3 separate regions of the Homo sapiens genome follow, and all the other regions are linked to region 1. A link is a loop called in an ENCODE intact Hi-C map of the cell type or tissue named here. Cell type or tissue: dorsolateral prefrontal cortex. All regions are shown on one strand. Region 1 holds the start of LOC105372649 (a long non-coding RNA gene). Region 2 overlaps SLC9A8 (solute carrier family 9 member A8). Region 3 overlaps PTGIS (prostaglandin I2 synthase).

Region 1 (8,000 bases):
CAGCCTCCCGAGTAGCTGGGATTACAGGCACCCGCCACCATGCCTGGCTAATTTTTTGTATTTTTTGTTGAGACGAGGTTTCACCATGTTGGCCAGGCTGATCCCGAGCTCCTGACCTCAGGTGGTCCACCTGCCTCGGCCTCCCCAAGTGCTGTCAGAATGTAGTAAGGTGATATATGATGAGCACCTACTACATAAGTGCTCAATAAACAGCAGCTGAATTATTTTCTTTGCTCACCGTTACAGCCATGAGGCTCTGATCTTTATGACTGATCCCTTGAATCTTCTTTCAAAACATCTCACCTCTGTATTTGAGGGCTTGTCCCTTCACCATAGCATGAGAGCAACAGCTGCATCACAGTAGCTAACAATGTCAAGCAAATTACAAAGGGAAGAAACACTCACTGAGTACCTGCCTTGTGCCAGACCCTCGACCAATGTTACATTACATTCTGACAATAACACCAGGATGTAGATACTGATATTATCCCCATTTTGCAGTTAAGAAGAATGAGGCTCAGACAGGTGCAGTAACTTGATCAAGGTCACTCAGCTATAACAAGGGGAGTTGGGACTAACCTGGGCTTAGCTGGGGCTCTCCTTACTGCTCTAGGTGACACCAAAAGTACAACTACAGCTGTTGGAAGAGGGAAGGGAGGCTGTGTGTTAGGGATTCCTAAGGAATCACGAACCTCTTGTGAAATGATTATCAATTCTCTTCTATGTTCTCCTCTGTTTGATCTAGAAAGGAAGAAACTTGGAAGCTGGCCAAGTAAAATAATTTTATTCATTCATTTGTCTTTCTATCAATCCATCCCCCTATACCTCCTTTCTTCCATCCTTCCATTGTTACATTCACTCATTCATCTATTCTCCCATCCATCCATCCATCCATCCATCCATCCATCTACTCGTTCATCTAGCCATTTCCACTCATCTCTCTGCATTCTTCTATCTTCTTCCATTCTACCTTCTTCCATTCTTCTATCTTCCCATCCATCCATCCATCCATCCATCCATCCATCCATCCAGCTATCCATCCATCTATCTACCCATCCATTTTTTATTCATTCACCTATCCATCCACTTGTCAACTCTCCATCCATCCTTTCCATTCATCCTCTCTTCCACCCATCCATCTTTCTACTCATCTCTCTGTCTCTCCTTTTCTTCCAGCCTCTCATCTTCCCATTTATCTACCTATTATACATCCATTCTTCCTTTCTTCCATCATTTCAGCTATCTATCCATTTATTCATTTAGTCATTGACTTTAAACATTTTATTTTCTTCTTTTAAAATTATTTAATTAATTTTTTGCCTTTCCTATGGTGCTGATAGTTATTGACTCTTTTTTCTTTGTTTTTTTTTTTTGTTTGTTTGTTTTTCTGTTTTTTTTTTGTTTTGTTTTTTTGAGTCTAGGTCTTGCTGTATTGCCCAAGGCTGGAGGACAGTGATGCAATCATGGCTCCCTGCAGCCTTGATCTTCTGAGCTCAGGTGATCCTCCCCTTTTAGCTTCCCAGGTAGCTGAGACTACAGGTGCACGCCATCACATCTGGCTAATTTTTGCAGGATGAGGTTTCACCATGTTGCCTAGGCTGGTCTCAAATTTTTGGGCTCTAGCAATCCTCCTCCCTCGGCCTCCCAAAATGGTGGGATTACAGGCATGAGACATTGCTCCTGGCTGACTAACTCTTTTATCTACTCTATTAAAAAAATCATTCACTTATTCATTCAGCAAATCATTCATTCAAAAAGAATTTTTGAGACCACACCAGGCCCTGAAGTCTCAGAGATAACTATGATCCTGCTTCCAGCACTATAAAGGGCACTGGTAGGGATTATCTACCCAGTTCAAAGATCCTACAGTCTCTTTAGGGCTGTCTTGTAAGTGACTTGGATACCAGAGGTACCAAGCTCGGTGTCCCTATGGTGCCATAGCCTGGGATGTGGTCCGCCCTAACTCTGTTTTCTCCTTGACCCACAGTCCCTGCTTTGATAACCACAGGCAGCTACGGGAAAGAGTGGGAAAAGTGAGATAGTCCCAAGAAACAGGCAACAGCAGGGTAAGTGAAAATCAATCAACCTAAAGTCAAACTAAAATTTGTGAACATGTTTCCTTGAACTAAGTTTCTTTTTTTTCTTTTTCTTTTTTTTTTTCTGGAGATGGAGTCTTGCTCTGTTGCCCAGGCTGGAGCTCAGTGGTGTGATCTCAGCTCACTGCAACATCCGCCACCCGGGTTCAAGCCATTCTTGTGCCTCAGCCTCCTGAGTAGCTGGGATTACAGGCACACACCACCACGCCAGGCTAATTTTTGTATTTTTAGTAGAGACGGGGTTTCATCATGTTGGCCAGACTGATCTCGAACTCCTGACCTCAGGTGATCTGCCTGCCTCAGCCTCCCAAATTGCTGGGATTACAGGCGTGAGCCACCGTGCCCGGCCCAAAATTTCATTTATCACGTCTTTCTCTTACTTTGGCAACATCCATATCTCCCCGTTTGTCACCTTGTTACACCTGCAAGCTCATTAACATGGATTTTAAAGTCCCCAATGATTGGTCTCCATTCAACTTCATTCATTCACCCATTCATTCAACTTTGATTGAGTGCCTACTATGTGACAGGTACTGTGCTAGTCCTTGGGTTATGGCAAGGAACAAAAAAGACAGAAATACTTGGTCCTCATTGAGTGGACAGTCTAGTGGGAGGAGAGAGACAAAAAACAAATAACATGTTGGAGCCTAAGTGCCATGGAGAAGATAAAGCAGGGAAGGGGGTAGGGGTGCCCTGAGAAGGTGACATTTGAACTAAGATCTGGAGGAGGAGATCTGGGGGAAGAGTGTGCCTGGAAGAGGGAAACAGCAAGTGCAAAAGTTCTGGGGCAGGGCATGCCTAGTGTGTTCAAGGATCAGCAAGAAGGCGGGTATAGTTTGAGTGCAGGGAGAGAGTAGGAAATGAGGTTGAAAAGATAACAAGGTAGGAGGTAGATCCTGTGGGGCCTGTAGGCTGTGTTGAGGAGTTGCGCACTTTCTCTCATGAGGTGGGAGTCATGGTAGGGTTTTTAGCAGAGGAGTGACATGATCTGACTTAAGTCTTCACAGGATTCCTTGGGATCCTACTTGGACAATGGATAGAGGAGAAGCAAGGGGGTAACTCGGGAGACCAATGAGGAGGCAATTGCAGTGGTCCAGGCGAGGGAAGAAGGTGGTTTGGACCAGGGTGGTTTCGTCGTACCTTGTGAAGGATGGATTGTGGGGACTGGCGACAGATCAGCGTGTTGTGGGATCGCGGAGCTGAGGTCAAATTTCCAGGACAGTGCCTGGCTCATGATAGGTACTCAGTAAATATCAGTTGAAAGAATAAGGTCTGAACTAAGTCAGTGGCAATGGAGATGGACAGGAGAACTAAAAGGGTTAGGATTCTTTTGATTGCAAGTGACAGAAACTTAGCTCAGACTGCGTCAAGTGAAAAGGTGAAGTATTGGTTTAGATAACCGGGAGGGAAGTTCTGAAATAACATTACTTCAAGCAGGGCTGGCGCCAACGGTGTGTGTAAGGCCGTCAGGGCTGGCTCTCGTCCCCTCTCTTTCTGTCACTCGCTCCATGGGTTGACTTTATTCTCAAGCAGGCTCTTTCCCTGTGGTGGTCAAGATGGGCATCTTGCAGAGATTGTGGGGATAAGCAGCCCCACATCCTCCCAGATCAGTAACCCCAAAAGTGTCCTCTTGGAAGTCTCAGCGGATCATATCTGGAGGAGACCCCGATTGGGTCTGCTTGGATCCTGGGCCCATCCCTGAACCAGTCGTCGTGGCCAGGAAGATGGGGAACTCTGGTCGGTCAACTCCAATCACATACCCGCCTTAGTGGCAGCTGTGGGAGCCACGGCCAGGCCGGCTGAGTGATGGCCCCTCCAAGACCATAGGGCGAGGGCAAGAAGTTTCCAAACAAACTGCCAAAAGGGGAAGAGAAATTGTATGGGGAAGACGCAATTTCTAGTTATCACAGACTTCTGGTAGGGGACAGATTCCCGAGGGGATATGGGGGCAGATCAGAGAGGGAAGGACTGGGGATGGGCTTTCGGCTGCACCTGGAAGAAAACCGTGGGCTCCTCTGGCCACCAGGGGGCAGCAGATTCACACAGAGTCATTCACGAGTCCTTGACACGCCGCGTCTCCTCCAGCAGGGGGTGCTATTTACTGCTCCTTGTAGAAAAAGTTGGGTGGAAGTAAAATTTGGCAAATTCTGGGTCTTATTTCAGATACCCTTGAATGGGGGGGCTTTCCTTTTAAAGAATTCTCATTGCAAATCTTTTTTTCTTCTGTTTTTTGAGACCGAGTCTCACTCTGTTGACCAGGCTGGAGTGCAGTGGCGCCATCTCAGCTCACTGCAACCTCTGCCTCCGGGGTTCAAGCCGTTCTCCTGTCTCAGCCTACCAAGTAGCTGGGACTACAGGCGCGAGCCACCACGCCTGGCTAATTTTTGTATTTTTAGTAGAGACAGGGTTTCATCAAGTTGGCCACTGCAGTGAGCCACCGCGCCTGGCCTTTTTTTTTTTTTTTTCCCTCTTTTTTTTTGAGGCAAATCTTTTTCTTTTCTCTTCTTTTTCTTTCTTTCTTTTTTTTTTTTTTTGTGGCAAATCTTTTTAATAAAATAGGATCTTTTGAAAGAACGTGCCGGGCGCGGTGGCTCACGCCTGTAATTCCAGCACTTTGGGAGGCTGAGGTGGGTGGATCACCTGAGGTCAGGAGTTCAAGACCAGCCTGACTAACATGGAGAAACCCCGTCTCTACTAAAAATACAAAATTAGCCAGGCGTGGTGGCACATGCCTGTAAATCCAGCTACTCGGGAAGCTGAGGCAGGAGAATCACTTGAGTCAGGGAGGTGGAGTTTGTTGCGGTGAACCGAGATTGTGCCATTGCACTCCAGCCCGGGCAACACCAGCAAAACTCCGTCTCAAACAAACAAACAAACAAACAAAGAAAAGAAAAAACACAGTGGAGAGCTTAAGAGTATCTATTTAGGCTTATTTTCAGCAGAGATGGTTCCATTTTACATCCCACTGCTTATTAGGTATGTGGCCTTGGGCGAGTTTTCTCTCTGATCCTCCGTTTCCTAATCTGTAAACTAGGGGAAACACCTACCTTGCAGGGGTTCCATATTCCATCGGCCCCAATGACTTATTTAACATTTTAAAAACTGAGCTGGATATAATTCTAGGAGTTGGACCCAACAGTAAACAAAACAAATGAACATTCCTGGCATTATGGAGCCAGCCTTCTAATGGGGAAAACAGATGAGAAATAAAACACTCAGTCTTTTGGATAAAGTGCTTAGAATAGGGTCTGCCTGGTACATGGTAAACCCTGAATAATGTTAACTTGAAAAGCAGAAGTTGAATCTTGTTGTATGCAACCTGTTGAGGCCAATTGGGTTGCACAAAAGATTCCTGTATCAGGGAGAAATTGTACCAACCTGGGCCTAAGATAGGGCTGGATGTACAGTAGGTGCTTCATAAATGCTCATGGGTACTTGAGGTGGTATCTCCCTGTGTGGCTGCAGGTACTGTGTCCAGTTCCAGTTGGGGTCCATTCCAGGGAGCTGCGGGCAGGCGAGGGCACCCCATGCCCAGTGGACAAGGTATCTGAGTCAGGGCCACACGGTCTGTGTGAGGAGTGAATGGCCTGCCCAGGACACCAGGAGCCGGCGCTGCTACGGGGACGGTGGTGGGGCCAAAGGGTGAGCGACAGGACTCGGGCATGGGCAGGTGTGGCTGTAGAGCCCAGGGCATCTCTGCTGCCTGAGATAGCACCCTGGGAGAGAGATGCTGCTCCCTGGCCAGGGCGGGGGCCAGCAGGGTCCCAATCCCAGGGTCCAAAGAGACCAGCCAGTTAGGAGCCGGACTCCTGCCACTTCCGGTGGTGTAAACTTGGGCAAATCTCATCACCTCTCGGATCACTAAGTGCCTCATCTGAAGATACAGATAATGAGAGGACTTCCCCATCGGTCAGGGGTGAGGGCTAAGTGAGATTGTGCAAGGTGAGGACCTAGGACAGTTTCTGACATCCAGAAAGTATCCAAGAAAAGGGAGCTTGCATGGTCATTGAACCCTCACGAGTCCCTTAAAGGCCAGATTTGGTTACTCTCATTTTATAGATGGGCAAACCAACTCAGAGAGGCAGTGTGACTTAGTCAAGGTCACACAGCAGGGTTTGACCCAGATTTGGCTTACATTATCCCTCTAGACTGCCTCCCGTGGGGTGAGGGTATCTTGGAAAGCACTTCACACATACTAATTATAATACTGGCTTACATCGATTGAGCGCTTCCTATGAGTTGAGGATTATTCCAAGCTCTTTATATTCCTTCATTCATTCAGTGTTGAGCATGTGCTAGGTACTGTTCTGGGCACTAGGGATTCTGCAGTGAAGAAAACAGCTGAGGTCCCTTCCCTTATGCAGACAGTAAGGTCCCTTCCCTTATGCTGGGAGGAGGCAGACATCGGGCAAATAAATCTATAATTTGTCAGATGGGAGATGAATGTTAGGAGAGAAAGCAGAGTAAGGATGATGTCCTGGGGGTTGTTAATTTTTTTTTTCTTTTCTGGGTCTTGCCCTGTTGCCCAGGCTGAAGTGCAGTGGTGTAATCCCAGCTCACTGCAGCCTCAACCTCCTGGGCTCAGGTGATCCTCTCACCTCAGCCTCCCGAGTAGCTGGGACTACAGGATGCACCACCATGCTTGGCTAACTTTTGTATTTTTTGTAGAGACGGGGTTTCACCATGTTACCTAGGCTGGTCTTGAACACCTTGGCTCAAGCGATCTGCCCGCCTCAGCCTCCCAAAGTGCTGGGATTATGGGTGTGAGCCACCGTGCCCAGCCATTATTTTTAAAAGCCTGATCAAGGAGGGTAACAGAAAGGAGGTGATATTTGGACGGACACCCAAAGGAAATGAGGGAGGAGCCATGTGGATCTCTGGAGGAATAGCTTTCCAGGCAGAGGGACGGCGAGTGCAAAGGCCCTGAGGTAGAGCGTGCCTGCTGCACTGAGGAGCAAGAGAGGCCATTGGGCAGGAGCAGAGTGAGTGAGGGAGAGCGTAGAAGGAGGTGAAGTCACACTAACACACCGTATGCCAATGAAACATTGCAAGAATCTAACATGGATACTTTTAGGATCTCTGCTTTCCAGATGAGTTGACTGAGATACAAAGAGGTGCCCAAGGTCACATACCTAGCAAATGGCAGAAATGAGATTTGACCCTGAACTGCTCAGACCCCCAAGCCAAGCTCTAAACTCTAGTCTAGACTGTTTCTTACTGAACATGCTTTTCCGGTGCAGGGATTATCACACTGTTGGAATATGAGCTCTCTCTGGGGTCTGTACAGGGAGTTCTACCATTTCCAAGGGTGTTAATTTCCTTCTTTTAAAAATTAAGCAGCCCTGATCACTGTAAACTTAGAACAGGGAATGCCAAGGCCAGTTAGGGTGTTAGGGAGAAACGCATTTAGGCAGGAGGCATTGGATTACACAGATCTGGGTTCAGATTCCACCTCTGGCCCTGATTGGCTATGTGACTCTGGGCAAGGCCTGCACGTGACCCGGACAGTCACCACCACGTACGATTGTGGGGAGCACCCACAATTTTGCACAGCACCTGACCCCTTGTAGATACCCACTAGTGGGGGCTGCTGTCATTATCTCTAATCTGCAGAATAGATATAATAAGACGTAGTTTGTGAAAATGAGATGTAATGGATGTGATGAACCTGGCACATAGTAGGTTCCCAGTAAATACACGTCCAACAATATTATCACACTATAGGGTGGCCCTTCCTGCCAGCCTCCCTTCCAACCTCCCTCCCGCTTACTTGTCCTAGACCTGAGATTCCACTGTTAGAGTTTCATTCTTTGGGATAGGCGCTCACTTTTTAGAGCTTCAGTTTATTCATCAATTTTTGGAAACACTTTCTAGTCTTAAGACTCTGATTAATCCCAAATTTCT
Region 2 (8,000 bases), 550 kb after region 1:
ACTGAGAAGATGGTTAGTACCATGCGCCTGTGGGGGTGGGGCAGGGGGCTGGCCTGCTACGCAGCTGGTGGTCCCCACTGTCAGGAAATGGGGAGATGAGCCTTGCTTTCTTGCTTTGAGGATGCCCAGCACCTCCACACACACGACACACACACACACACACACACACACACACACACACACACACGACACACACACACACACGACACACACACACACGACACACACACACACGACACACACACACACACACACACACACACACACACACACACACACACACCCCCCGGTCATCCCCCCTGAGAAGGAGGTGACGGAACTTGAGTTCTGAAGCATGGCTCTTGGGGTGGGGGTGTCTGGTGGCCTTGTGACCTGCCGCAGCCATGGGGGCTGTGGACGACCCCATCTGCTCCCTCTCTGAAGCTCCATGGGGCACCACAGGAGTCTGGACCTGTGCCACAACCACAGCAGTGCCTCTGCCCTGCCAGCAGCTGAGACACCTGTCAGGGCCCAGGTTTGAGGGTTTCAAAATCCTGTCATTCCCCAGTATGGTTTTACTAAAAACCACCTGTTGGGGGCCTGAGGAGGGGAGGATGTCTTGCGGTGGCTGTGAGGGCCGTGAGAGGGGTACTCCCCCAAGGACAGACATGGTGTGGGGCTGGAGGTACCCAGGCCCCAGCTGTAGGGAGAGCTGAGGTTCTGCAGCCTGCCCACCTCTTCTTCCTACAAGCCACCGCCCCTGCCACCAGGCTGCCTTCCCGCCCTGTCTTCACCCTCAGGACCCCTGTGCAAAGCTAGGCCCTCTGACCGAAGCAGAGGCTGCTGTAGGCTCCAGCCCAGAGCATCCCCTGCTGATCACCATGCATTTCTGGACATGCATCTCTTTCTAGTTCCCGTATTCTAGGCCTCAGTAACTTTAATCAGTCATCAGAGGCCCAGGAGTCCTCACGTGGCCATCCACGGCTAACACTGGAGTCAGGGCTGGCAAGACCATGGCCTCCAATCTCCATGCTCAGCTGGGCCCCTCACCCAGTGCAGTGCTGCTGGGAGGAAACTTCCAGATGGCTGTGAGGCCTGGCTCTGCAGAACTTCCACCACACTAAGAGGCCCTTTGCCCCCACCCCCTATCTACCAACTTTTTTGTTTTTCACAAAAGCTCTAGCTTAGGCCTTTCTGGGTATCAGAATCGGTGGGGGGCTTGCTACACACAGGCTGCTGGGTCTCACACCAGCATCTCATAGGTATGGTATGGGGTCCGAAAGAATTTGTGTTTCTTCTTATTTATTTTTGAGACAGGGTCTCACTCTATTGCACAGGCTGAAGTGCAGTGGCGTGATCGTGGCCCACTGCAGCCCAGACCTCTTGGGCTCAAGCGATCCTCCCACCTCAGCCTCTGGAGTAGTTGGGACTCCAGACAGGCGTGACCCCACCCAGTTAATTTTTTCTTATTTTTAGTAGAGATGGGGTCTCACCATGTGGTCCAGGCTAAGAATTTGCGTTTCTAACAAGTTGCCAGGTGGTGCTGCTGCAGCTGATCCTGTGAACACGCTTGGCGAAGCACAGCACTAGCAGAAACAGGACAGCTCCTCTGAGGATGAACCGCTGAGTTTCTGGAATGTTTTCTGTGGCAGTCAGTGTGCTTGCGTTTTCCTTGGATGATCTCAGATTGTCCCCATAGCCTGCCAGAAACTGGCGCTTTCATTATACCCACTTTGCAGATGAGAATGCCGAGGCACCAAGAGAATCAGACAGCTGTGGGCACAGACTCCCGAGCCTGTCCTCTTTACTACCACGCTGATCAGCAGTCCTCAAAATGGGCTCCCCAGACTAGCAGCATCACTGGAAACCTGTTAGATCTGCAGATTCCCAAGCCCATTCAGACCTACTGAATTAGCACCTCTGCAGGTGGCTGCGGTGGGCTCAGTATTTTGTGGTTTCACAGGCCCCCCAGGTAGATTCTAATACAGACCAGTGTTTGACAACCACTGCTTCACAGCATCTAAATGCCCTCCCCTCCCCGGCCATCCTCTGCCCTCCCTGCACCTGCCCCGTCCCCCTCCCCACCACCTGCAGTGAAGCTGCAGAGCACACTTCACTGTGGCCCCACTGAGACTCCTCCAGCAGAGCAGGCGCTGCACTCAGAGCCTGTCTGCTTTGCTCCTACCTATGACCCGAGTCCCGCCTCTTTACCTCCGTCTCTCCCCTCCACATGGGGTCCTTTTCTTCGTCCCTCCCCAATTCCTACAGGATGTGTTCCTCTCCCCTCTCCTCTCTTGACTTGATTGGCAAAAGCCTGTCCACGGTGGAGTCCTAGCTAATAGAGCCACAGGCAAAGAGACAAAAAGCCTCCCTGTGCGATTTGCTGCTAATGAAAAGCCCAGAACAGCAGTTCTGGTCCTGGTTGCATGATAGAATCACCCAAAAGCTTGAAAAGCTTAAAGACCAAGCCCCAGCCTGGCCCAGTCCTTCTGTTTTAGCTGTCCTAGGTGGGGTCCTGGGCATCCATTGTGCCCTGATGGACGTTCCTGCCTCCCTGCAGGCTCCCAGGAGGCCGTCTGCTGCCCGTCACCCTGCATTGATGGTCAAGTGGAGTTAGGGTTGGGGACACTGGCGGCCTGGGTGGTGTGGGGGCTTCCAGGAGGTGCCCCCCGATGGTGCCAGCTGGTGGCCGTCGGGCCGCCTTTCCTCCCTGCTCAGGGCAACACTGTGGAGTCGGAGCACCTGTCGGAGCTCACGGAGGAGGAGTACGAGGCCCACTACATCAGGCGGCAGGACCTTAAGGGCTTCGTGTGGCTGGACGCCAAGTACCTGAACCCCTTCTTCACTCGGAGGCTGACGCAGGAGGTGGGATACCGGCCAGGCCACACTTTCTGGGGGTCCCTTGCCTGCCTCCTTCAGGACCTGCGGTGGCCCAGGGTGGGGTGGAGGAAGAGTGGGGAGGCAGGAAAGCTCACGTGGGCCCGCCAGGCCGCCGCCTCCCGATCTGGAGGCTGGACGTGCTTGTGGAACTCGGCATCTGCTGTTTTTCCTTCGCTGCCACATTTAGTGCGAGGTTAATAATAGATTTGTTAACACAGTTTGGTTTTCCTGGATGATAGACTCGGGGTATTGATCAGCTACTGAATCGGAGCTGAGGAATTTCAGACATACCAGGGCCTCAAGCTGTGGCCCAAGTCTGCCCCCAGCTCAGGGCTCTGGTTCTGTCCCTCGGGGCACTGCTGGCCTCTCTTTAGTTGGAGGCCTTGGGTAGGGGTGGGGCTCTTCCTGCTGCTGCCCGCTTTGTTTCCGAGCAGGCCCATTTTCCACTCTCCGGCAGGCCTGAGAGCTGCCGGTGTGTGCGCTCTTCCAGGAGCCAGGCAGCTCCAGTGACTGTGACCACGACCGCTTCCTTCTCCAGCATCCTGTGCAGTGGATGCAGCTGTGTCCCTGACAGCTGAGGAGATGGAGGCCTAAGGGGGTGCAGTAACCCCGCAAGGTCACAGCCAATATGGGCATAACTGGGAGCAGAGCTAACTGTGTCTGACTCCAGAGACCACATGTTCAGCCTCAAGCCATGCTCCCTCCTCCTTTCTGAATGACACCTCCCGTGACCTCCACCCCCACAAAGAACAATCCCAGCTCAGTTTGTTCAACTGAAACTGAAGTTGCCTGTGGCCATCACCCTGCCTCCCACCTCCTCCCTAGACACCCCACACAAAACACCCAGTAGCATCCCCTCCCTTCCATGGCCCTGCCCCTGACGCCCTGACGGCTTGGTTGTGTCTCTCGACCCAGGACCTGCACCACGGGCGCATCCAGATGAAAACTCTCACCAACAAGTGGTACGAGGAGGTACGCCAGGGCCCCTCCGGCTCCGAGGACGACGAGCAGGAGCTGCTCTGACGCCAGGTGCCAAGGCTTCAGGCAGGCAGGCCCAGGATGGGCGTTTGCTGCGCACAGACACTCAGCAGGGGCCTCGCAGAGATGCGTGCATCCAGCAGCCCCTTCAAGACATAAGAGGGCGGGGCGAGGTACTGGCTGCAGAGTCGCCTTAGTCCAGAACCTGACAGGCCTCTGGAGCCAGGCGACTTCTTGGGAAACTGTCATCTCCCGACTCCTCCCTGAGCCAGCCTCCGCTCAGTGTGGCTCCTCAGCCCACAGAGGGGAGGGAGCATGGGGCCAGGTGCCAGTCATCTGTGAAGCTAGGGCGCCTACCCCCCCACCCGGAGGACCCCTGCGGCCCCCTGCCTAGAGGAGCACCATCTACAGTTGTGCCATTCCCCAGCCACTGCCTTCATGCTGCCCCCGCCGGACTGGCAGAGCCAGGGGTCAGCCACCTGCCTTTGAGTCATCAAGATGCCTCTGCAGCCACAATTCTGACCTAAGTGGCAGGGCCCAGAAATCCTGAAAACCTCCCGCTGCCTTTTGTGATACTTCCTGTGCTCCCTCAGAGAGAAACGGAGTGACCTTTTGTCCTTTACCTGATTGGCACTTCGCAGTCTATCTCCCTGGGTAGCAGACGGCTGCTGCCCTTCTCTGGGCATGTTCTGAATGTTTACACTGGTACCTTCTGGTATCTTCTTTAGAGCCCCCTGCAAGCTGCAACTCTAGGCTTTTATCTTGCGGGGTCAGAGCGCCCTCTAGAGGGAAAAGCTAGAGGCACAGGGTTTCTGCCGGCCCACAACTGCTGTCTTGATTTGCATTTTACAGCAAAGTGCTGAGAGCCTCTAGTCGCCTCCTGCCATCTGATCTCCCTCCCCACCATTCCCGTACTCAGTTGTTCTTTTGTCTAATCGGAGGCCACTGTGCTGAGGCCCTGCAGTGTCTGCTCACTGCTGCCATCTTCGCTGCTAGTCAGGGTTCCATCCTCTTTCCCCTCTCCCAGTTCCCTACCACGTTGGATCCCATTCGTCACCCATGCTAGGGTCCCCAAAGCACTGGGGCAGGGGCCAGAGCAGCAGCACCCAGTGCTCCCTCCTCTACTCTGACCTGGGGCCCCAGCATCCTGGAGCACACGCTCCACGCACACACACCCCAGCCCTGTCCCAGGGGCCTGGCCCCCTCAGCCATCTCAGGGTGAGGAGCTGCCAGTCATGTCCAGATGGAATGACTCCCATCCTCTCCTCATCTCCCCTTTGACGAGCCTCAAACTGCTCAGCTCATCAAAGAGCCATTGCCAACTTCCGTATGTGGTTCTGGGTCCCAGGGAGCCTTGGAACCTGGCACCCTGGGGTGGTTTAATTCATCATTAAGAAGCATTCCTGCTTCTCAAGGGACACAGTGGCCTGCATGGGCCAGCATGGACCCTGGGCTGATCATGTGCATTCCTGCTTCTCTGGGGACACAGTGGGCCCACATGGGCCAGCATGGACCCTGGGCTAGAGCAAGCACATCTCCATCTCTTCCACCTCAGGCAGTGTGGCTCCAGATGTCAGGAGGGACTGACCTCAGGACCTTCCAGGTTCCTCTGTGCCAGGAATGAGAGGCCAGGCCCGATCCTACCACCTCGCCTTGACCCTGAAGTCAGAGCAGGCCAGCCAAGCAGGAAGCACACTGTTTACTTTTTGCATGAAAAGTAAATGTGTACTTGATAGAGCTAAAATATGATCTTTTTTAATTTCTCAACCCCATAATTTGAGCCATTGCCTTGCTTAATTTTGGTTTCCACCATTTCCTTTTAGTGGAGAAGAGAGGAAGTCAGAGGGTAGGGACCTTTGCCTGCCCCTGGGCGAGTGCGGGCAGGGATCTGAGACCAGATTGTTCTCGCACCCCTGCCAGAACTCACTCTCCCCTGAAGTTTAGGGTCCCATCTCCCAGATGTAAGTTGTTTTGCAAACTCAGTTTGCCAGGATTTCTTTCTTTCCTAATCTTAAATTCACAGATAAAGCAATGAAAAGAGTCAGATCCCATTTCCGTCTGCCCCCTCGTCACCAGGTGTGATAGCCCCAGCCAGGTCACACCTGGCCTCACACTTTGAGCTGAGACTTGAAAACGATGCTGTGGCGGAAGAGCATGTGGGGCTTGGTGGAGGGGCCCCAGGATTTGTTGGGGGCAAAGGGGGTGGCGGGACCGTTCCCAGGAGGTACCAGCACCTGCCTCGATCTCCTCTGAGCCTCTTCTGCCCCCTGTCGGCCAGGTGAGGTCAGCAGCCTGGGAGAGTGCCCCCAAGAGATGAGGGCACCCCGTGTTCCTTGGCAATCTTGGCTCACCTTGGTAACAAAAGGCCATAGAAGTCTGTTTTTCTGGGTCAGTTTTTTTTGCCTGAGAATAACAAATTGCTGCTGTCTACCTTTAGCACACCCAATAATTCTATTTGGGGCAGTGAATGCATAGAAGATATAAAAATACGCAGCTTAACTATATCTTCCTGCGTGTGTATTTATTTTCTTCTGGGTCTAGGCCATGGTACAGGAGAACTGTGGCGTGTAGGAGGAATACTTCAGGATGAGTGAAGGCTGGAGCCAGGGAGCGCTGGAGGAAACCAGCCCTTTAGCCAGCAGCCCCTCCACCACAGGCACTGCTGTGTGGAACGAGTTCTTGGAATGAATCCCATGCTTTCTGCAGCCTGTAGTTGTTATGACCCCTCGGAACAACCACCCCGTGGCTTGTGTGGGGTCTCGCAGGGAAAAGGGCTGGCTTCTAGGTCCCCGAGATAAGTGTGCAGGGGGATGGGCCAGGGCCAGGCTAAGGGTGGCTCAGTTCCATCATCTGGAGGTCAGACACACTGTCCAGAGGCAGAACTGAAGCCCTCTCGGCCCCTACCCTAAGCCAGCCACCCCTCTTCACAGTGGGTGAGCTGGGCTGGGCTGGCTGGCATGAGGCCAAGGGGTAGGCCTGAGCGCCAGAGTCGCCCAGGTTAGCCCACAGGATTCCTTTGTGTGCCATGGAATGCTGAAAGATGGGTGACTGGGGACCCTTCTTAAAACCTTTGGCAAAGGTGCCATCGGCAGGGCTTGGCCTCATGAAGTCTCAGGTCCGTGTTCCCGCAGGGCGCACATGCTTGGAGAGTCCTCAGCAGGGTAGCCGAGGCCAGGCCACTTCTGCTGAGGATGGGGCAGGCTGGGGTGTGGGTGTGGCCTGGGGTGGCTCAGGGCTGGAACTGCTGCCTGATTCCTGTGTGGGGAGAAGCTCAGTGGCCGTTTGCTGCCACTGACAAGGATTTCACATGCAGAAGAGAAAAGGCCCCCCTCCACCCCCCGCATTCCCTGCCGAGTGAGAGCCAGTGTTTGCTGCCCTTGCTGGGGGCGGGTAGGAAACCCTGAGCTTCCTGATGCGGAGTCATGAAGCAGAGTCCTCGGGAAGGCATCTCCACAGCCCCGGGTCCTCTGTCTAACGCCCTCCATTTCACGCCCTCCATCTCACAGTCAAGATAAAGGCCTCGAGAATAAAGAGCCAGCCCCCTTCCATTTAGTCTCCTGCCGTTTCCCAAACAGTTGTCCAACAGTTAGACATTGAGGGGCTTCACTGTTACCAGGCATGTAACAGAAGGAGGAAGACTAACACACACCCCCTGCCCCATCCCATCCCCCTCTCCCGAGCTATTTTCTTGCTGTGGCCTCTGGTGCCCTTGAGTTGGTCTCCCCGGCTGCTCTGCGGGGGCTTCACTGGCTTCGGAGTGAGCGCGAAGTGCTGGTGAGCAGTGGGCCTGTGATTGGATGGGAAGATGTGCATCCGTGGTCAAAAGTCAGCTGCCAGCCCTGCGGAACCAGAGCCTCAGGCTGGGATGGGGAGGCCTCCCTGCTTCCACCTGCATGGTGGGCATGGCCTGGCTTACACCAAAGGCTTTGACGGTTTCTCCAAGTAAGGATCTGCAAATCTTGAATCGTCCTCAAAATGACGAAGCTTGAATTGTCCTCAAGATGGATGTGAATCTTACATTCCTTTTCATCATTTCCTTTGTAAAAATGACGAGTGCTGGGTTTTTGTTTTAAGAAGCATTATGAAGGCCAGACTTACTCATTTTTCTCCCCCAAGTGAGCTGCAAGAGGCCCCTGTTAGGCCCCTGTTTCCTGAGCAGTGAT
Region 3 (8,000 bases), 170 kb after region 1:
AGTGTGGCCTTAAGGCAATTCTAACACTTGCTTATCTCGTTTTGTAACAGAGAAGAGAGAGCTCTCAGCCTTGGCCACACCAGCATGGAGCCCCCTTCCCCAGCGAATTTATTTTTCATGGTCACTTTCTATTTTTGGCAGTGAGTGATACATGTTATCCACTATTGGCAGCAATTGGGGGGAAAAAAAGTTCATTTTAAAAACAAAGTTTAGGCCGGGCATGGTGGCTCATGCCTGTAATCCTAGCACTTTGGGAGGCCCAGGCAGGCAAATCACGAGGTCAGGAGTTCGAGACCAGCCTGACCAACATGGGGAAACCCCGTCTCTACTAAAAATACAAAAATCAGTTGGGCGTGGTGGTGTGCGCCTGTAATCTCAGCTACTTGGGAAGCTGAGGCAGAAGCATTGCTTAAACCCAGGAGGTGGAGGTTGTGGTGAGCTGAGATCGTGCCATTGCACTCCAGCCTGGGCAATAAGCGTGAAACTCCGTCTCAAAAAAAAAAAAAAAAGTTTAAAAAGCGAGTCTGTTTAAAGGAGAATATTTGGTAAACAACAATATTAAAATATAGCAAATAATAGTAACAATAATCACAATGGTAAGGAAACACTTCATTAGATCAACTTAAGAGTATTTTATTCTTGGCTGGGCGCGGTGGCTCACACCTGTAATCCCAGCACTTTGGGAGGCCGAGGCGGGCAGATCACGAGCTCAGGAGATCAAGACCATCCTGGCTAATACGGTGAAATCCCATCTCTACTAAAAATCCAAAAATTAGCCGGGTGTGGTGGCGGGTGCCTGTAGTCCCAGCTACTCAGGAGGCTGAGGCAGGAGAATGGTGTGAACACGGGAGGCAGAGCTTGCAGTGAGCCGAGATCACGCCACTGCACTCTAGCCTGGGCAGCAGAGCGAGACTCCATCTCAAAAAAAAAAAAAAAAAAAGAGTATTTCATTCTTGCCACTGAGCTTAAAAAGAAAGAAAGAAAGAAAGAGTATTCCTAACATATGTCCAGTAATTTTGATTCTTAAGCAAGGGATGAAGAAATACAATGGCATCCAGGTAACTTCCTAACTAGCGCATAGCAGGTAGCTAACCCACTCATCTCTCCCTCTTTTCTTTATAGCTTCTATTTTTTTTAAAGAGAAAAATAACGATTAAAACAAGGGCAGGTTTAAATAATCGTCTCCTGAGCTGCACTTCAGTATCTCAGGTAACAGCTGGAGCTGCCTGGTGGGAGCACATCTTTTCCTTGAGTGTAATTCACTAATGACTGTGGTTCCAAGGAGGTGCGACCTTTAAAGGGAATTGGCCCTTCTTTGAAGGCAGGTGAGAATCTAGTCTCAGTGACAACCCAGCCTGATTTGGAAGGGGGGAGTCATAAGGGTTTTCGCCCAGCACACCAGGGTTGCAGCCTGCGCAAGACCTTCCATAGCTATTTCTGCCGGCTTGCTTCCTTCCCTTCCCAGCCACGATGAGGCAGCTGAGGGTTGCCACGGAAACCGGCTCTGTCCTCCCACTGGAGGCTGCCAGCTCTGATTTCCTGCAGAGTTAAGAAGGAGGCGGCAGTGGGGGTCACCCAGGCGTGAAGATGGGTTTCCCTGGGGATATCCTGCCTCCTGCCAATCACAGCGTCTCTCTGGGAATCCTGGGGGTGCCTGGAGGCTGAGGCCCAGGGAAGCCCCCAAACCCCAGTGCTGCTCTGAGAAGAGACTAGCCTCTGGGACATTCAGAGGTCTGGGGTTCTTTTATCTCCCTCCAGCTAAAGCTAGAGGGACCTCATTATGTGTCTTACAAGATGTACCCAAGTTTAGGTGCCTCTGGCTCTGTCAGCTCCTGAAGTCGAGAAGAATTGTCCCATCACCAGTCCCCTTGAGCCCAAAGAACAGGAGTTGCTCATCCAGCATTTGCTCCTGGGACAGTAAATCTGCCTGCAGAGTTCTACAGCTTATGAGCTATGTGGCCCCAGGCAAGTCACCTCACCTCTCAGTTTTCTCATCTATGAAGTGGGCACAACCCTCCTTCTCTTCATAGAGATGCTGTGAGGAGTAGACATACTGTCTGTAGGGTCTCTCGCAGGCATTTAAAGGGTCTCAATAAACAGGACTTTATATTAATAAAAATAGCATCATAAAAAAGGTTTGCAGGCCATTTTTCTCTTTAAGCTGTTTTTTATTTTAATTAATTATTTATTTATTGAGACAGAGTCTTGCTCTGTCGCCCAGGCTGGAGTGCCGTGGCGCAGTCTCAGTTCACTGCAACCTCCACCTCCTGGGTTCAAGCAATTCTGGTGCCTCAGCCTCCTGAATAGCTGGGATTACAGGCACGCACCGCCACACCTGACTAATTTTTTTATGTTTAGTAGAGACGGGGTTTCGCCATGTTGGCCAGGCTGGTCTTGAACTCCCGACCTCAAGTGATCCGCCCACCTCGGCCTCCCAAAGTGCTGGGATTACAGGCAAGCCGGGGCAAAGGCAAATTTTCATCACTGATACATTTGTTCAAAGGGTGGTGCACTCAGGCTGGGTTGGACCAATTAGCTGGTCCCCACCACCTCTTACAATGTCACTTCTAAGAGTTAGAACAGGGTCTCACACTCAGATGCCTTCAGGTCCAGGAGGCGCTGTGAATGCAGAAGCAGACCCGGTCAGAACCCTGGTGAAGCCGAGAGCACATGTCCTGCATAAGGGAGGCGGCTGCCACTCAGCTCTGGCCAAGAGTTACCCTTGGGAATGTGAGCCCAGTGTGGCCAGATATACCAAGTTTTCAAGAGAAGCTGGACATTTTGAATGAACTCTCCCAAAGATGATAACAACTAAGGCATTTTTTTAAGTGAAGTCCAAACAAAACACGTCTGCAGACTGGATCGTGATCACAGTTGGGGCTTCTGCACTAGAATGCATGAAATCGGCACCTTCTTTTTTGGCTTGATCAGTCTAAGGAGTCCTGGCTGGCTCCTTCCAGCCATCTTGTCTGGGCTGTGTCTTCCTTAGCTCCCTACCTGAGTGCTGACACTGAGAAAGCCCATCCCATCTGGTGCCTGTCACTCTAGAACAGAGAACTCCACTCCTCAGAGCCCAGTGTTTGGAGGGTGCCCCTGTTCTGCACCGGGAATGCATCAGCCTTGGGGGAAGCTCTCCTGCATTTTCTCAAGTAGTGTGAGCAATGGGGCAATCTGGCAAATGGGGCCCCAGGGAAGCAGATCTTCTAAGGGACTCCTTTGGTTTTAGCTAGTTTAAGGATTATTGGGGGACTGACTGCTGAATGACATCAATGGACACAAAGGACATCCTGAGTGGCCTTTCTGTGGCCAGCATCCGCTTTGACTGGATAAGGCCCGGGCCATGCTAGCTCATAAGAACTAGGAAGGTGACACCTCCGGGAGTTGGGGGCAGAGCAGTGAAGACTCCTAGTTCTGCCTTATCTGAATAGCATTTGTGGATATCACGAGGTGAGAGTAACGAGGTGAATTGGGAGCAGACAAAGCCTGATTTTGGAAAGAAAACTTTGCAGTGGATAATCCATAGAGCTTTCAATGTCTTTTCTTTGTTCACCCTCTTAGCTTTTCCCTCCCCTGGACCCAGCCTTCTGGGAGAAAAGCAGGGAAGTGGTAATGCTAGCACCTGCACCCGGGCCAACTGTGCACACAGAAAGCTGGGAGGCTGGGGCAGGCTGGGGCAGGCTGGGCAGAGGCGAGCACGTGGATCCATCTGCTCCCTGTGTCATGGGCGGATGCGGTAGCGGACGGGCACGTCGTGTTCCGGCTGCATCAGACCGAAGCCGTACCTGCTGAGGTCAAACTCAGGGATCTCCACATCTGCGTTGATCAGCTCCAAGTCCAAGTGCACCAGCACAAGGAACACAAATCTGCAGAGAGATGGCATGGAAGGTGTGAAGGAGAGGAGTAGGGCAGGGGGTTATCGGGAACAAGGCAGGGGAGCCATGGCTGCCTCCTAAGTCTGACTCCAACTTTGAGTAAAGTGAGGAGAGGAGTGAGGAAGTAGAAGAAACGCATTTGCTGCTCACCACATTTGCCAGCCCCCTGTAAGGTTAGGCAGGCCCGTGGATGAGTTCTGGTGAATGGGCTGTGTGCAGAAGTGGCCTGTGTCACTCCTGTGTCAAAGCATTCGCGAGCCAGTGTGTGGCTCTCCAGCTGTCCCTCCTGCCTGGCAGCCATGCAGGCTTCACATTGAGACGGTGGAGCCGAAAGAGGGAAAGAGCCTGGCCCGAGTCTGTGCACAGAGTGGGGAAGCCCTCCAATCCCACAGCTGATACCGTGTGAGTGGAACTACACCTCTGTTGGTAAAAGCCACTGAGACTCGGCAGGTGCAGAGCTGAGCCTGTGCTGATTAATACGGCGACTCCTCTGGATCCTCCAGCCCACACACTTTGCCGCCTTTCCCCACACTCCTGGAACCCTCACTGTCTATCTTGGCCAGGACTGCTGCTAACCCTTAGGTGTCTTTGTGAGATTAGAAACAGGCATCGCTCTCAAGACATTTTACTGCCATCTCTGAGAAAATTGTCCTAAATAGACCAACTTTGCAAGAACAAGCACTCTCTACTGCCATCTTCTGGGAAAACTGTCATAATAACTATTCGCAGCTGCCATGCCTATGATGTAATCAGTGCCCCCATAAATGTGGAGGCAGCCCTACGGGGGATGTCAACGGTTGCTGCCTCCCTGCCTCATCTTACCAATGCCCATGTTCGTAAGGGTCAGGAGAATATCTTATGACTCTTTTCCCACCACTATTCCCTACCCCAACCCAGGCGCCCGATGCAGCACTGAGCACATGGTGGGGATTCTTTTGTCTCACTGAAGGAGTGAAGAAGAGGGCAGATGAGGAGAGAGGGGAGTTAACACTCTGGACAGATCTGGGCTGTGCCGCTTATGGGAATGTGGCCCTCGCCAAGTTCTTACCCACTCTGGGTCTCAGTTCTCCCATCTGGTCAAAGAGGGGAAAGGCATGTTGAGTCTCTTCCAGCTCTGAGGCTGTAGGAAACTAGAGGGTGAGTTTCTAAGGGATGGCGGTTTTGTGCCCACCCCTGGATTTGAACTCCTGCACCTCCACTTCCTGGGAACACGGCAAATGATCTGACCTGCCTAGACTCGGTTTTAGATGGACCAGCAGGGTTGTCATGACAATTCAGTGAGATAAAAATAACAACAAATTAGCTAATTTATTGGAACACTGTGCGCTAGGCACCATCTAAGCATTTAGTACCCGCTATCTCTTTTTATCTGTCCAAAAACTTGATGAGGTAGGAATGCCAGTCGGTTCTGCTCTAACACTTGTTTTGAACAGGTGAATTTGTTCCAATAGGATTGATATATTAGGGCACCATTTGAATATAATGCAAGTTTCACATTTGCTCACGTGCAATTTCACTTGTGAGAAACATGAGGTGAAGACGAAAGACTGCACCCAGCTGAACCTGGGTGTGCAGAAATCCATAAAATATACACATGCACACAACTAAGCATCGATCTACAGCCACAGTTATTACAGCACTTACATAGTTCTTAGCCAGGTAACATGTATAAAACTTTACTACCATTTTTTTTACTGGGTTCTTCTCTCTCTCTCTTTTTTTTTTATTATGTCACTGATGAGGTTTTTGAGTGTTGGCCCCAGTCCCCCTTTTCCCTCAATCCCTGCAGTTTTTTCTTTCTTTCTTTCTTTTTTTTTTTTTTTTTTTTTTCTGGAGACAGAGTCTCACTCTGTCGCCCAGGCTGGAGTGCAACGGCGCAATCTTGGCTCACTGCAATCTCCACCTCCTGGGTTCAAGAGATTCTCCTGCCTCAGCCTCCTGAGTAGTTGGGATTACAGGCACGCTCCACCACACCCGGCCAATTTTTGTATTTTTAGTAGAGACGGGGTTTCACCATGTTGGCTAGGCTGGTCTCCAACTCCTGGCCTCAAATGATCTGCCCACCTCGGCCTCCCAAAGTGCTGGGATTACAGGCGTGAATCCCTGCAGTTTTTGTTGCATGATTTCACACAGCAAGGTGATTTTAAGGAATGCATATGAGCTGTATTATGTTCATAATTGACTCCATTTTCTTGAGGAAACTGAGGCTAAAGGTTTATGTAACGTGCCCACTCACTTAGCACAATGCATGCACAATAATGATATTAACAATTATGGTAATAATTAACATTTTTCAAATGCCTACAATGAGCCAGACAGTGGGTTAAGAACTTAGAAAGATCCAATTCATTTATCCTGACACTCCTGGGGTATAGTTATAATCAGAACCCTCATTTTACAGTTGAGGAAACAGGCTCAGAAGGTAACCCAGCTTATGATTGCACAGGGGCTGGACAGGAGGACAGGGCAGATGTCATAACCCCTGGTCCAATCTGTTTGTGATCCTGGTGGCCAAAGCTCCTGGGGTTCAAGGGAGATAATTTATGAGGCTCTCGGCCCCACAGGTATTAAAATAACCAAGTGGGAACAGTGAAGTTCGGCCAGTTCCTAACATGAAGTTCTGAACATGCGGCAGCAGCTGCAGACGGGTAGCTACGGTCAGCTGAAAGGAATGTCCAGTATTTGGAATCTGGACACCAGTCTTGGAGGGAAGAACCTGCTGCCAGATCTGATTATTTCAAAAGAAATCCGAAATCTGGCTTTTTTACACGAGCTCTTCTGATTTATAAAAGCACACAGTTGTAAAACCACAAATAAGAGATGGCTCACGGGCTGTCCATGTGAAGCCTCTGCCAAACCATTCTCCTGGCTGAGCCCTCAGTCCCAGGAGAGAAGGGCGCCTGCCAACCAGGGGATCAGGAGCCACCCTGGCCCTGCCCTGGCCCCCCACTCACTGTTTGATGCTGTTGACCGCATAACTCCTCCCCAGGCAGTGATTGTGCCCCGCCCCCCAGGGCATGTTGTAATTCTTCAGCCGTTTCCCATCCTTGTAAAAGTCTTTCTTCTCTGATCCGTCAGGGTTCAGGAATCGGTTGTATTTAAATACCTGAAATAGGAAGAAGGTCCTTTTCTGACCCCATTCCCAGAACAAGCTCACACCAAGAAAAATGTATGAGGATGTTCATGACAGTCATGTTTATAAGAGGGAAAAACTGGAAACCATATACAGGTCAATTGATAGGGGATTGGTTAAAAAATTATGGCAAAAGGTTTGTGTGTACTGACATGGAAAGAATTTCTACAATTGGTTGTTGAGTGAAAAAAGCAAGTTTCAGAATAGTATATATTGCATGATCCTATACACACACCAATCTTTTCATGGCATGTGAATGTGTTGTGTGTATGCCTGTAAAGCCATGAAAACAATTCGCAAGGCACACTCCAAACCTTGGTCAGAGAACTCTGTAGAACTGGAGAAGAAGGGAAATACATATTTTTTACATTTAAGTATATATTTCTCTGTATTTCTTTATATTCTATGATATATATTACTTTTGTAATGTAAAATAAAAGAAATTAAAATATTTTTTAAAAAGAAAATGCCAATTTCCTTTGGTTACACTGCACAGTGGTAAGGCAAGGGTTGTAGCTGAGCACAGAGCTTGGCATGGAGTAGCTGCCGACTGAAAGATGGGTGGAAGGATAGGTGAATGAACCAGTGGATAGACTAAGAGATGGAAATGTGGATGGAAAGATGGATGAATGGAGGGATGGATAGATGGATGGATGGGTAGATGGGGTGGATGGATGGATGGGTAGATGGGTGAATGAATGGGTAGATTGATGGGTGGATGGATGAATAAATGGATGAATGGACAAATGGATGGATGGATGAGTAGATGGGTGGATAGATGGATGGATGGGTGGATAAGTAGAAGAATGGGTGGATGGACATATGAGTGAGTGGGTAGATAAATGAGTGGGTGGATGGATGGATAAATGAGTAGATGATTGAATGGACAGACGGATGGATAGATGGATGGATTCATGGGTAGGTGGGTGGATGAAAGAGTAGCTTCATGGGTGGATGGATGGATGGATGGGTGGATGGATAGATTAATGGATGGG

What was found. Peaks named below come from ENCODE experiments on the same cell type or tissue, not always from the same donor. Only the 100,000 strongest peaks of a DNase experiment are listed, where the experiment ranks them.
Region 2: a loop joins it to region 1, with 5 times the contacts of the local background. A loop is called at or near these places in 7 of 110 quality-filtered maps.
Region 3: a loop joins it to region 1, with 5 times the contacts of the local background. A loop is called at or near these places in 58 of 110 quality-filtered maps.

The regions. Positions count from the first base shown.
Region 1 is chr20:49,329,959-49,337,958 of GRCh38, forward strand. It overlaps LOC105372649 (a long non-coding RNA gene), which reads left to right and starts at 376. Exons shown (of 4, transcript XR_001754659.2): 1 at 376-1,497; 2 at 1,988-2,066. RefSeq lists an enhancer at 4,220-4,279. In dorsolateral prefrontal cortex, CTCF peaks have their summits at 4,159 (motif pointing right) and 4,364; DNase peaks (open chromatin) are centred at 4,143 and 4,674.
Region 2 is chr20:49,884,055-49,892,054 of GRCh38, forward strand. It overlaps SLC9A8 (solute carrier family 9 member A8), which reads left to right. Exons shown (of 16, transcript NM_015266.3): 14 at 1-12; 15 at 2,698-2,844; 16 at 3,775-8,000. The coding sequence ends at 3,882. Among named protein-coding and RNA genes, the nearest start is that of MIR12122, 24 kb to the left of the region's middle. RefSeq lists enhancers at 4,014-4,825, 4,826-5,637, 6,712-6,881 and a silencer at 4,514-4,633. In dorsolateral prefrontal cortex, CTCF peaks have their summits at 4,630 (motif pointing left) and 4,831; a DNase peak (open chromatin) is centred at 4,637; H3K27ac peaks cover 6,324 bases.
Region 3 is chr20:49,504,202-49,512,201 of GRCh38, forward strand. It overlaps PTGIS (prostaglandin I2 synthase), which reads right to left. Exons shown (of 10, transcript NM_000961.4): 9 at 6,827-6,978; 10 at 1-3,863. The coding sequence ends at 3,719. Among named protein-coding and RNA genes, the nearest start is that of KCNB1, 26 kb to the left of the region's middle. RefSeq lists an enhancer at 981-1,482. In dorsolateral prefrontal cortex, CTCF peaks have their summits at 1,528, 4,552 (motif pointing left) and 4,752; DNase peaks (open chromatin) are centred at 1,500 and 4,317; H3K4me3 peaks cover 874 bases; H3K27ac peaks cover 2,206 bases.